Regions from separate parts of the Homo sapiens genome. Here regions 2 and 3 are each linked to region 1. Evidence: chromatin contacts called from ENCODE Hi-C or POLR2A ChIA-PET data. All regions are on one chromosome and are shown on one strand. The core of a region is the stretch at or near the end of the contact, and the rest is flanking DNA. Distances in the headings are between cores, read along the strand shown. Region 1 has its middle 19 kb from the start of POC1B-GALNT4. Region 2 overlaps LOC105369890 (a long non-coding RNA gene). Region 3 has its middle 110 kb from the start of LINC02399.

Region 1 (4,594 bases), core at 1,152-3,651:
TTCTTTATCCCCTCACACCCTCAGATCTATTCTCAGCACTTCTCTTCTCTGCAAAAGCTGATGAGTCAGACTTCTTACTGCTTCCCGCCTTTCCCTCAAACCGTACCTCTGGTCTCCCCGGGTATTCCCTATGACCCTTTGATGAGAAAAGAGGGTGACAGTGGCCTGGTCTGGTTTAAGAATTATCTGTCTGGGGTGGCTCTGCAAGCCATAGGAAAATCTTCCCATAGACAGAACTTCAGGAAGTACATCTGGTTGGCCACTGACATGAAAGAAGGGATAAGCTGAGGTTTCCTGAAATACACAGGCAGGGGCTAATGGGTTGGTCAAATTATCAGGGACCTGGAAGGTTGGTGCCAAGATCACCTAAAGGGAAGTTATATAATGGACCTCTAAAAATGGCTAGTCTTTGAGGCTATTTGAATAGCATATAAATGTTCCCCCAGAGGACATCTACCTCACAGAAAGCTAAATGAGGAGGTGGCCAAGATGACCTATCCCTTGGTTGTAGTGAGCCTCCTTCCCTGGCTGCTATGGTCTAAATATTTGTGTCCCTTCAAAACTCATATGTGGAAACCTAATCACCAATGTGAATGGTATTAGGAAGTGAGGCCACTGGGAGGTTAAGTCCCCAGGGAAGTTAAGTGCCCTTATGAATGGGATTAGTGCCCTTATAAAAGAAATCCCAGAGAGCTGCATAGCCCTTTCCACCATATGAAGACACAGAAGGTGGCCCTCTGTGAACCAGGAAATAGGCTCTCACCAGACGCAGAGTCTGCTAGAACCTTGATCTTGAACTTCCCAGCCTCCAAAATTGTGAGAAATAAATTTCTGCTGTTTATAAACAACCCAGTTTACGGCGTTTTGTTAAAGCAGTTGAGCATGCTAAGACACTGGCCATGTTTGTGCTTGGGTAAATGTCTCATGTACAAAGTGGCCATGGGAATAGGAACAGAGGCAATGAAATAAATAAACATGGACTTCCTCACATCACAGCTGATCTGCCACTGTCACTGCTGAGTGCCCAGATTTCTAAAACGGAAGGCAACACTGAACCCTTATTTGGCACTATTTCTTGGAAGTATCAGCCACCCAGGTTGATAATATCAGACCACTACATTATGGAAGGGGCAGGAATTTGTCTTCATGGGAATAATTACATATACTGGAGAGTAACTTCCCTTTCCTGTGCATGTTGCTTCCGCCAGCACTACCATATGTGGTTGATAGGCTGCCTTATTCATCCCCATGGTGTCACACACAGCATTGTCACTGATCAAGGAACTCATTTACAGTGAAACAGCTGTGGTATTACGCTCACATCGTAGAATTCATTGTTCTTACCTGGAAGCAGCTAGATTGATGGAATGATGAAATGTCCTATCGAAGGCTCATTTATGGAGCCTGCTGGGAGACAACATCTTGTGAAGTTGGGGTGCTGTCCTATAAGTGGTCAGATCAGTGGTTGATACATGGTGTTGAATACATGGCTCTGGGAACTCAGGATGAGTAATAACCCACTTCAATAATACTGTCTTCTTGTCCCTAAAACATTGCATCTAATGGGCGTGAGGTTCTTGTGCCCAAGGGGGAGATATATTTCTACTAGGAAACACTGAGAATGCCCCTTCAACATTTCAGGTTGTTCACAACACTGATCAAAGGCAGAGCATTGGCTGTTTGTATGGACTGGTATGATTAATTTTGATTATCAAGGAGAAATTGGGATTTTTGCTATCACATGGAAACAACACTGTATCTAGAGCCCATGGGATTCATTGCACTCCCATGTCCAGTAGTAATGGCCAATGAGAAACGGCAGCAACTCAACAAAGATGGAACCACCCGGATCCTGTGGCAAGGAAGGTTTGGCTCACCCCATCAAGTAAGACACCTTAACTGTCAAGATGCTAGGTGAGGGTAAAGAATTATGGAACGAGTGCTGGGAGGAGGAAGTCAGGATTATTAGATTAGAAATGCTTAGATGTGGAGCTGTAGTATGATAGTTATTTATTTTTTTACCTTTCTTTGCTGCCTTGCATCCTGGTGGTGACTAAAGTTACAGTTTAGGGTCCAGGAAGTAATATGACTGAAATACATCATCACTCAGTGATACAGTAGCTGATGAGACTATGTTTTCCCTGTGTTGAGGACCTGAGTTTCTTTGGCTAAGTAAAGTGTTAGAATGGAAGCTGAGTGACAATAGGGTGGCCTGGGATGGTTATTCTTAGATCTGTTCTCTGCCTTTTCCTGTCACGCTCTGCGGCCTGGGAGGCTGCCCTCTACTAGACCTGTTGTTTCATTTGCTTTTCCTTGCACTCTGGCAAGAAACTACTGGCAAGAGGCCAGAGGGCAGGAGGAGAGCCGGGCCAGGGATTTTTATGCCCTCCTCCTCTTTCCTCTCTGCCACACCGCAGATGAGACAGAGGCTCCAGCTCCCAGGCCCAGTGACCTCTCCTGCACAGTTTCAGCTCTTACCAGGCTGGTAACAGCATCCCCTCCCTTTGTCCCTGCAGACCTCCTGTGGTAAGAGCTAATCCCTGACTGTCTCCCCAGCTCTTGTTGGTTCCATTAACCCTGCCCACGCCTCTGTAAATAATCCCTGTATGAAATTCTCTTCAGCTAAACCCTTTGATGGTGCCATCTGTTTCCTACTAAGGCGTCAGTGGATACAGCAGGAAAAATAGCTGAGAAAGGAGAGAGGTATGGAGGTCAGCTATTGTGAAGTGGGGGAACATTTGAGGGCATATGGCTGGCACATACAGGCCAGAATAAGATGCATTTTCACAGGCTGAAATTGGCCAAGACAAAAAGAGTAATCTCTTCTAGTCAGAGCTCATAGTTGTTGTTTTTTTTTGGTATTGTCAGATAGAGAAAGCCTGCAAAGCTGATTGGGATGTGCCCAAGATTGAGAGGTTTTCTGGGTTGCAGGAATTTCAGTTCTAAAACTGGAACAGTCCTAGGCAAACTGGGATAGTTGGTCACCTTAATCTGTGATTATAATCAGGACTTCTGAGTCTTGCCCAGCTGCTCCTGCTGTAGGGACATTCTAGGCAAAAGGACACTGTTCTAGAACCACTTGGCTCCTCCTCTCCACCCTCAATCAATGGCAGACATCACTTATCTCTCAAGGCATACGTTCTCTACATGCAGTCTGAGATCTCTCTTAACACATGGTTCAGGAAGCTGGTATCAACTGTTCAGAGCTAGAATGCCAGACAAGAACCTTGCTAACACCCCTGAATTAGAGTGAATTAGAGCTTTGGCCCCAAACTCAAAAGCAGGGCTAGACCAAGAAGAGCCTCTAGAGCTCTTTTTTTGCCCTTGTTTCCTTGGGTATTGCTGAAGTAAGTAGCAGCGTGGGTGGCCTTTTTAGCTCCTTTGCACTTGGCCAATAATTAGATCCTACTCATCTCCATCTTTCCATCTACTGTAAGAGCTTCAAGGGCTGACATTGTGTTGTAAGAACAGCAGCTCACACCTTCAACATTAACAATCTGCCCGTTTATTATTCCAAGTGCTGTGTACTTTTTAACCATCTATATGTTAAAGATGAGGAGACAGTTAAATGATTTAAGTGACTTTTCCTAGGTCACACATGTAGCAGACCCAGGACTCAAATGCACTCATTCAGGTTCTTAGTACAGCACTTAGTGCCTCTCTCCTAGTTCCCTCGGATACCCTGCACCTGGCTCAGAGCTTGTCAGGTAGTGAGTGCCTGGTTATTAAATATGTGCTTAAAATTGTTAAATGAATACAAATCTTACCAGGAAATATGTCCCTTTTCATGTCTCCTTTTCCATGGACCCTGCTCTGGTTTTGTTAGGCCTTCTAAGCAAAGGCAACCTTTGACTCAGCTGACTAAACCAGCAGCATGAGAACAGAACAGAGCAGAGAGTGGTCCTTTGTCAATGGGCTCAAATCCAGGTTCTATCAGCCTCTTAATCTAGAAGGTGAGAATTTCAATGGTGCTTACCTCCGAAGAGTTGTGCCAAATGAGTCAAGAACTTGGCACACAGTACATACTTACTTTTAGCTTTGATTATTTTAATGGTTATTCTTGCAAATCAATCCAAATGCAGTAAATAGAAGTGCAAAGGGTAGATTTCCAATTCCAGGAGCAATCCCTTTACTTCTCCAGGCTTCTTCCTCTAGCCGAGGGCTCTTTCCTTGAAGTCAGTTTCACCCTGATCTTTTGATGCACCGCCTTTGGGATGAGTGGAGAGAAATGCTTGAGCTCCCCCTAGAGGATGGCGGTGCTCCTAACTTCAAAACCTTCCATGACGTCCCAGGACCCAGGATTAAAATGTTTTCTGATATTTTCTGTTTGTTCCTCCAAATGTTTGTTCCTCCTTCTGTGCTGGGTGTTTTCTGTTTGTCCCTCGGAAATTGCTTTTTACCCCCTTTTTACTCTCTTCTGGGCTACAGGGTGCTGACTTGTATAGATAGACTCCCTTTCTCTCCAACTTCCAGTTTGATATTAACCAATGGAAGTCATCAATATTGAAGAAGAGGAGAGAGGTTGGGGTATTATTTCCCCAGGCCCCTCCAAGCCAGGCTGCTAAGAGTAGGCAAGATCCCTCTACTAAAGGCC
Region 2 (4,594 bases), core at 730-3,229, 380 kb before region 1:
ATAGCTATTTGAGAACATGGATTGTAAAATCTCCACTTTTGGTTTTAAGTTTTTCTGTGTTTGTTTTTGTTTGGCTATGAACATGATCAATTTTTGTGAATATTCCAGAGATATTTAAAAAATAATATTATCTATTTGAAGGATGAAAAATTCTGTATTTGGCTAGTAGTCAATGTTATTGATTATAACATTTATTTCTTCTGTGTCATTACTTTTGTGTTCTCTATGTGATCTGATTTTGAATATGTATATTGGAATCTCTCTTTTTTTGCTTTATAGTTTTTGCTTTATACATTTAGTAGTATGCTATTTGGTGACTTCAGGTTAAAAGAAGTAACTGAATAAAAATATATTGCCTGGCTTCGGAGAGATCAAGGGCAGGGGTGGGGGTTCTGATCACCTTTTGACTATCATCCAAGGATTATATTAACCTACAGAAAATATTCTACTGAGTACTGCAGAGCAAGTTCAGCAAATATGCCCCCTTCTATCTGAGCAATATAAGTAGACAAGAATTTGACTATCTGTCCAATTGTTTTTGCAACTACCTATGCTGCTGAGGAGGCAGTGTGTTTAATGGTTTAGACTAGGGGATCTTAAGGTAAACTGTATGCTCTTGAGTCAGACTGCAGCTCTTAAAATAACTTTGTTCAGCTCTGTTTTCACACCTGGTAAATAGGAGATGATAATAACACAGCCTACTTTATAGAATTGTTGTGATAATTCGGTGATGGGATTCATGTGAAGCTCAGAGTCACACATGAATCAAACACTCAAAAAATTCTATTAATATTATACTAAGTTCTTGAGGCTCTCCTAGAACCATATACATAAATAGGCTTTGAAAAGAACATGATATTATATATGAATATAAATCAGCAATAGCATTATTAAAGCAGATGAGAGCAATGCAAATGTTCCAGAAATATAATTATAGAGTGTAAAATTATATGAAGTAACATGTAAAACAATGCCAAAAATTAAGTGCAAGTAAAATACAGTTAAGTTCTTCAAGGATAAGGATCGTGTTCCATTCCATTGAAATAGATCCACAGTTTTAAGCACAGAGATAGGTACACTGCAGATTAAATCAAGCTATTTTTTGATTCTCTGTGAAGAGGTACTGTCTCAAATTCTTGGATTAAATTAAATAAAAATTCTAATTTACTATCTCATGTCTCTTTCCTACAAAAGAGACACCTCTAAAACATCTTATAAAAATACTTTTAAAAATATCACTGGAGTAGTATCAGTCAAGGTTCATCATCCAAAACCTCAAAAAATAATAAATCAAAAACCATGAAACCTGACAAACTTTGAAAGACTTTAAAACTCTACCTCCATTTTCTCATACAGAAAATAGGCTTATATTTTTAAAATATTAAGTATCTCATTTTCTTTGGTACTTTGAATCTCTATGAGTCAATAACTTTGTTGCACTATGCAAAGTTGTCTAAGGAGATTAAAAAAACAAAAACCGGGTATTACAATTCCTGCTTTGAGTGAGTTTCCATCTAGCTTCAGATTCACAGCACACACTTAAAAACCTTTCTGAACCAATATATAAAGAGTACAATCTAATATTATGCAAATTGAGTACCTGAGCACTGAGGGGAAGAAAACTGAAGAAGCTAGTAATGTGAGATAAAATTCACCATTGGTCATCTGAACTCTCCAGCACCAGTAGTTCTCCAATGTTAGAATGCTAAAAATCACCAGACTTATTTGTTAAAATGCAGATTTCCAGTTCTAGCTCCAGAGATTCTCATTCAATAGGCCCACGATACCATCCAGGAATCAGGATTTTAATTAAATTCACAATCAGAAGAATGACATAATGTCTCTTTTTCTTCTCCTATAAAAGTGAAACACAAAATAATGCTTGACATGCAAAGATAAGACATGCTCTTACTTCATGGTGACCTGCTTACCAGGAAAGAGGAAGTGAAACAATCTATGAGGACTCTTTTAGCTCTAGGAGGCATATGTTTGTCAAAAGTCAAGCCATGTGAATCACGTAAACAAATTTAAAATGTACTAAAGATCTGTACTATCTGGATTTTCCACCTCTTTTTACCATAGATAAGTCTTTATGTATAGTGGACTATAGTATAATAACATAATATTCCTAATACCATTAAATATTGTCATCATCACAAATAAATTAAAAATCTACTAGCCAACTAGAAAATATTTGCCAACCATATCACATTAAAGGACGATACAGACCAGGCATGGTGGCTCACGCCTGTAATCCCAGCACTTTGGGAGGTTGAGGTGGGTGGATCACCTGAGGTCAGGAGTTCGAGACCAGCCTGGCCAACATGGTGAAACCCTGTCTCTACTTAAAATACAAAAATTAGCCAGGCATGGTGGCAGGCACCTGTAATCCCAACTACTCAGGAGGCTGAGGCAGGAGAATCACTTGAACCCTGGAGGCGGAGGTTGCAGTGAGCCAAGATCAGACCACTGCACTCCAGCCTGGGCAACAGAGTGAGACTCTGAAAAAAAAATTTTATATATATATATAATTAACACATAAAAGCTTTAACCATCTAATAGGAAAAGATGGAAAAAGACTATAAGACAATTTACAGTATAAGACATATAATTGACTCAAGTAAGGAAACTCTTCAACTTCACTAATGTTTAATGAAAAGCAAGTTATGAACACCAAGAATTTCAATTAGCAAAGATTGTTTTCAATGACAATAACTATTAAAAATAGTATTAAGAAAAATGGACTCATTCAGTCCTGTTATTGATTTTTTTTAATTTTCTGAAAAGTAGTTTATAATACATATTAAGAACCTTTAAAAATTCAGATTGTTTCAGTAATTCTTGTTTAGGAGAAAATGCCAAGGTAATAGTAAGAAATGCAGATAAGAATCATTTCTGGAAATGTTCATTATAGCATTATTATAAGAGCAGTAAGTTAAAAACCATCTACATATAAAAATGAGAAGGTGATTGCATGAATTATGGTCTATTCATATTATAGAAATAGTATATAACCATTAAAACTGTTTGTTTTTAAGAAAAATAACATACGAAAATGTTCAATATAAAATGTTAAGTGGAAAAAGAATAATTAAAATTACATATTTGGAAAATATCCCAAATATTTATTTTTTGTATGCTTGTATAACTAGAAAAAATGTGCTGAAATATTGAATGTTGTTTCTGAGTAATGAGATTATGGGTAATTTCCATTTTTCTCCTTGTAATTTTTTTTTCTTTTTTTTTGAAACGGAGTCTCACTCTGTCACCCAGGCTGGAGTGCAGTGGCGTGATCTCGGCTCACTGCAACCTTGCCACCTGGGTTCAAGCAATTCTCCTGCCTCAGCCTACCGAGTAGCTGGGATTACAGGCACCTGCCACTGTGCCCAGCTAATTTTTGTAGTTTTTAGTAGAGATGGGGTTTCACCATGTTGGCCAGGCTGGTCTTGACCTCCTGACCTCGTGATCCACCCACCTCAGCCTCCCAAAGTGCTGGGATTACAGGCCTGAGCCACCGCCCCAGCCTTCTCCTTATAATTTTTTATGCTCCCTAAATATTCTACAATAAGAGCTTATTTTTTAAGCTATCCTTTTGAGAGCTTAAAAAACTTAATACCATAGCATGTCAAAGATTAATAGGATAGAATCAGTTCCCAAAATCAATTAAACACATCATTTCCAACCAAAGGCAATTGAAAAGCAATTTTTAACAGGTATATGTGATCGGAACAGGGGCTAAATCAAGTCAAGGCACGATATCATTAGGAGTAATACAATCGGTTATGAATACTGCCATACACTTTTAATACTTATGTATTTGGGAAAACTTTAAGCAACAATTCTTTAAAGCTAATTTGTTTCTCTTAAGAACTGAGAAAGAATTGATATCTGAGAAAGTTGGAGGCTACCCAAGGAGAGAATTCAATGCCAACAAGGAAATCAAATTACTTGATTCACAAAATTGTTTTTTTATTAAGCTTCTCCTATAGCCCAGATTGTCACTTGAAGGCTGGGAGAGCAACCACCTCCATAGTACTTAAAAGCCTAGTTGAAAGTAAAAAATCTGAAAGAGACTTCAAATCTGCAGGCAAGGAAGATTTGGAAAGACTTCACTGGTTTCTAAACCCAGTTACTACTCAGAAGCACCTACAGAGCTTGTTAACCCTAGATTCCTGACCCCATTCCTAGCGATTCAGAAGGTGGAAGGTAGGTTCGGAAATGTGATTTTAAAGATATATCCCTGGTAATTCTAATGAAGTCCAAGTCCTGAGACCAGCATCTGAGAACTGCTGATATAGAACCAACAAGGAATTTAGGCCCAAAGAAGTAAAGATCAATTACATAATTTAGTTAGTAACAAAGCAAGAAATGCATTTGGATGCCTTGTCTAGAAACCAATGCTTTTTCTACTATATTTTATATTTCTAAACCACTCTCCCAACAGAACAATAATAATATAGGTTAGGTTTAGGTAAAGTACCAGGCAGCCTCAGCACCTGAGTTTCAATCTTACAATGAAAACTGGGAGGACCCACTTAAACTACAAAAGGAGTTTGTGTGGCTCTTACAAAAATCCTCAATTTCAGAACATTTT
Region 3 (4,594 bases), core at 1,201-3,700, 300 kb before region 1:
TCCCTTTCTTCTGCAATAAATAGAAATCCGAATTTTAGCTGGAGACATAGGCAGGCAGCTAAATGACCACATTTCCCCGGGTTTCTCATGCATATAAGTGACCCAGGCAGCTAAGTTCTGGCCAAATGAAAAACAAATCAAAGTATTTCTAAGACTTCCAGAAAATTTCCTTTATAAGGAGGAGTGTGTCCATCTCTTGCTCCTTCTGTCTTCTTGCTGTTTGAGATACAAATGAGACAGCTAAATTTCCAGAACCCATCCTGAACCATGAGGTGGGCTTGGGAACAGAAGACGAGCCATAGGCAGCAGAAGAGAAAGGGAGGTGTAGCTGAAGTCCTTAGCTGGCAGTCAACTACTTCACTCCAGACTCCTTTCATAGGAGGGAAATAGACTTCTGTTTAACCTAATGTTCTTTTTAATTTTCCTGTGCTATGCAGCTAGACTTGATCTTCACTGTTGTGTAAGTACAGAGATGGTGTTTTATTCAGCTTTGGCTTCACTAAAATATGCAACACAAAGTCTCACTGGAGGCAGGTTCCATGAAAAGCATATTCATTGAATTGAACCTCCAAAACCATTAAATGGCCCAGAATTCTCCAGAATATGCCCTGAACTTCCCTCCAGCCTTCTTACCCACATCTAATTAAACACGTTGAAGATAAATTTTATAAGTATTTCTCTTTCCATCTTTCTTAATTATAGGTTACCTAATGGAAAAATATTCAATTAAATAGCTTAATGAATATTCTGTATGCTTAAATGTATTTTGTTAGCTTTAAAATTAAAAGATGTTGCAGAGTATTGTTTTCTGCCTTTTATTGAAAACATAAAACTTCAGCTTTATTATTACAGATTAAATCAGCTTTGGGAAGGGGGATAAACTGAAAACAAGCCAGTATTTACAATATGTTTTCTATAAGAAATTTCACTCTGGGTTTCAAACAAGCGAGTTACAAGCAAAGTTTTAGAGGATAAAATATTTGTAAATTGGTGGTTCTAACTACATATAGACATGTAAACAACAAAAATTAGTACTGTAGTTTCTGGATTTGTAGAACTATTAAACCTTAGGATATTCCTTAATTATAACTCATTGTTTGACTTCTATCAATTTTAAATATTAAAATTTTGTCCTGTTAAAACTGGGATCATAGTTTTTGCATTCTTAAAAAAAAAAGTATTAAACTCAAAATGAAATTTTACACATATCTTAGACTTCCATGTTATCCAAGTAAAAAAAAAAATTATTAAGTCCCTTTTTATAATGTTTTAATATACATAGTGGAATGTTTGTAAAACCTCTACGTTCAAATAGAAAATGTTCAATAGTTCATTAATTTTTTTTGCATCTTATGGAATTATTTAGATGTATTTGTTTTCAGGTTTTAACTAGTATTATCTAGTTTAAGCCAACAAACAGTTATTATTTAAAAGGATATTAAAAATAATAATAGTCAATGCTTCAAGTCAAGTTATTGAATACCTACTTTGTGCTAGGCACCTCTTTAAGAGCTTTACATAATCCACAAATAGAATACTGAAATTCAAGAATGCTAACAACATGCCCTGAATCATACAGATAAAAAAGTAGAAGAGCTATTTCAAGTCATTCTGTGTCTAAATCCAGGGTTTTTTCCACCAGGGTACACTCCGCTGCGTCGTATCAATGAGCAAGGGGACCATAATTTCATTCTTTTTGTCTTACATTTTTCTTCAGGTAGGGTTTAATCATATTGGTGCCAAAAGATTTCCCAACCTATTTTCCAGAATCAAGAGACATTTTAGGTCTTACTAGCATATGGGTTATACAGTCAATACGTCCGTGTAAGTGAGCATAATGTCTTGCATGACCCAAATATCAAGTTCTGCCTGATTTGACTGGTGTATAAAAATGATAAAACAAATTGTTTCATTATGTAAAGAGCATATCATCACTATCATTATTTATCTTTAAGCTTCCTGAGAACCACGGTAACAAATCAAATATGATAGGCTGCATGATTCTTGTATTAAAACTTTGAAAAAAACACATTTTTCTGGTACCAAATTATAAAATGAATATATTAAAATTGTGTTGGGTACATGAAGAAACATAATTAATAATGTCTTAAATATCAGTCGTATAAAGAAAACAGAAGTGATATTATCCACCTTTTTATTGCATTATGCCCCTCTGAAAGACAAGGCAATCGTAAAGTATAATTCAGCAACAGTAAAGTATAATTTGGCAGAAGTAATTTTTGCAGAGGTCTCACAGTTAAAAGCTGTAAACATCTACAGGAATCAAATTTAATTTAGCTAACAGAGCACTATGTGTATAAGATGTAGAAATTTTAGATAAACTCAAGCCACAAAATATGTAGTCATCCAGATGCTTACTGTCCAAATTGTCTCAATATTTCTTTGAATTGCACAATACTGTACAAAATTACACAAAAACCGTGTATTCCATCTTCTCTTTGAACTCAAAAACCCCACCAGCTATTTATACGTCCAAACAAAGCATTATTTGGTTGTCTTGCAACACCTTCCCTTATACACCTGACATCCCTATAAATACAAATACAAAACTAATGTTATGTCACATCTATCTGTCCTTGCCAGCTCCTCCCTAGGCTATAACTCCAAAGACATGTCACTATAAAGAAAGTGCAAGGGCAAAGCCACCAGAGTTGACCTATTGTGTTGAAAGTACTTCCTCTCTCCCACTTTCAGCAGCAGGTGGTGAGAGGACACTGAAGCCATCCTCATGTATGTTCATACTAACAACTGTCTTTGCCTCAGCATTTGCTTTGTGAATGAGGTCACTTTAACAAGACACAACAGAAGTGACATGATGACGAGATGTGGTGCTTTTCCTCATTAAGACATCCCATAAAACACACAATTAGCTATATAGTCCCTCCTGAGGACACTTAGACATTTTAAATTCATAGTTATCATTATATATTTAAGGATAATCATTAGCAGCAGTCTTACTTAGATTGAGGCACGAAAGGAAAGCAGGGTATAGAAAATTGCTTACCTATTTCACAAAGGTACTGAGAAGCTTAATGGTTGTAAAGCACTTGGACTGAAGGCACAAACCATAATCTTCTCACCACGTCACTGTAACAGACATCCATATGGTCCCATCTTCCATTAATTGGACCTAGATGTTGTATATATTTGATGATTATGGTAATGAGTGATGTGATTATAAGATCCCCTCCATAGGACATTTTGTCCATGAATAAAATGTCTTTATCCTGTGGGAGAAAATGTTTCTCAGCTTGAAATAATTTATTTTTGTCATCAGTGGGTTATAAACTGTGCCTTAGGCTTCTGGTGTGCAAAAGTATCTTTGAGTCAAATGCCTGTCTAAAGAGATTTCTTTTAAAAAAAAGAGAGAGAGAATGAATCCTCCATTTGTACCACGTGATCCTATCTTATCAGTCATCTAGACTGTGTTACCAGTTCAGATCCTTTACTGTTGGGTGAATTGAGTTTAAAGGTAGATAAAACAAAGCTATAGTTACACTACGTAAACTGATCTGGAAAAAAAATTAACAGGCAGTTTACCTACCATGACACTGTACATAGTCCTTGTGTTCATTTTTCTCAGGTCTAGAAACCATATGTAATTCATACTCAGCATAAATGTGTGAATTTTTAAATAGCCCTTGTAATTAAATCGGGGCTTAACAGCAACACAGAATCAAAAGTTCATGATGCTTGTTATTTAAGTCTCAGATTATGAAGTAAGGAGAAATGTCAAATTTTTAGAGCTGCTTTTTTCCTTAACTCTGTCAATAAAGAAAAGAACTTTAAATACCTTGTGGCTTTGCAATTTTCTCTTAAATTTTTCTAGTAAAATCTGAAACTTTTAAGTTAAAAATCTGCATTGCTTTCAAATTAGTTTCCCTGTAAGAATTATATACTGTTCAAGCTTTTCATTTCTACTTAATTTTACTGTTCAAGTAGTTCTGTTTGAACATTGAGTATTTGGCCTCAATCCTCTTCCTCACAGTCACAGCTGCTCTAACAAGAGGTTAGTAGATGAATTTAGCTCTCCCTTTCAACAAAGCAGGTGTCAATGCAGCCCCATATATCTCAATGAATAACAGATGTAAAACCTCCTTGACTCCTTATTCTCAGCCACTTTTGAAAAGTGGAAGTCAGATCCTTCAGAAAAGATGCTCTATTATCTTTGTACTATAAGCAAAAGACAGATATGGAAACTCACATAGTTCTCTCTTCACTCATCAAAAAAGAGACGAAAGACCAAGAAGATTGATGTCATCTACAGCCTGTCCCATTTTCCTCAAAGTGAAAAATACACAGTAGCTCAAAATGAGAAAAAGCTAAATTCCTATTACTTTTCAATAAAGCAGCATAGTACAAAGGGACTGTGGAAGACCTTTTTGGAAAATTTATCTGCATAAATCCAATGAGGTTTCTCTAAAAAACTGGGAAAATCTGGAAAACCCAAGTGAATGGAATAATTTAAAAATATAATATCTTGACATAACATGTAACTATTTGAGTGTTGACAGACACTTGGATTTTCTAGTAACAGGGTGAAGTCTTTGCCTAGAAGTTTTGCGACATGAAT

What was found. Hi-C counts contacts between places; a loop is a spot of excess contacts on that map. ChIA-PET counts read pairs that join two places held with the same protein, here RNA polymerase II (POLR2A). Pooled maps may share reads with other maps.
Region 2: a loop to region 1 is called in a map of K562, with 3 times the contacts of the local background. The contact joins two enhancer-like sites. A Hi-C loop is called at or near these places in 2 of 168 maps with a recorded cell type or tissue (K562 and chondrocyte) and 2 of 50 pooled maps. POLR2A ChIA-PET finds 5 or more read pairs at or near these places in 1 of 52 experiments (OCI-LY7).
Region 3: a loop to region 1 is called in a map of Caco-2, with 2.8 times the contacts of the local background. The contact joins two enhancer-like sites. A Hi-C loop is called at or near these places in 9 of 168 maps with a recorded cell type or tissue (CD4-positive, alpha-beta T cell, CD4-positive, alpha-beta memory T cell, CD8-positive, alpha-beta T cell and 5 more), 22 of 37 single-sample maps with no recorded cell type and 14 of 50 pooled maps. POLR2A ChIA-PET finds 5 or more read pairs at or near these places in 2 of 52 experiments (activated naive CD4-positive, alpha-beta T cell and naive thymus-derived CD4-positive, alpha-beta T cell).

The regions. Positions count from the first base shown.
Region 1 is chr12:89,542,770-89,547,363 of GRCh38, reverse strand. No RefSeq gene overlaps it. Among named protein-coding and RNA genes, the nearest start is that of POC1B-GALNT4, 19 kb to the right of the region's middle. RefSeq lists a silencer at 2,180-2,249. Within about 2 kb of position 2,401, at least 7 of the 41 ENCODE cell types and tissues checked have a DNase peak (open chromatin) inside an H3K27ac peak, as active enhancers do.
Region 2 is chr12:89,924,661-89,929,254 of GRCh38, reverse strand. LOC105369890 (a long non-coding RNA gene) reads right to left here. Exons shown (of 13, transcript XR_001749246.2): 3 at 1,601-1,855. Among named protein-coding and RNA genes, the nearest start is that of LINC02399, 21 kb to the left of the region's middle. Within about 2 kb of position 1,979, at least 5 of the 41 ENCODE cell types and tissues checked have a DNase peak (open chromatin) inside an H3K27ac peak, as active enhancers do.
Region 3 is chr12:89,838,512-89,843,105 of GRCh38, reverse strand. No RefSeq gene overlaps it. Among named protein-coding and RNA genes, the nearest start is that of LINC02399, 110 kb to the left of the region's middle. Within about 2 kb of position 2,450, at least 2 of the 41 ENCODE cell types and tissues checked have a DNase peak (open chromatin) inside an H3K27ac peak, as active enhancers do.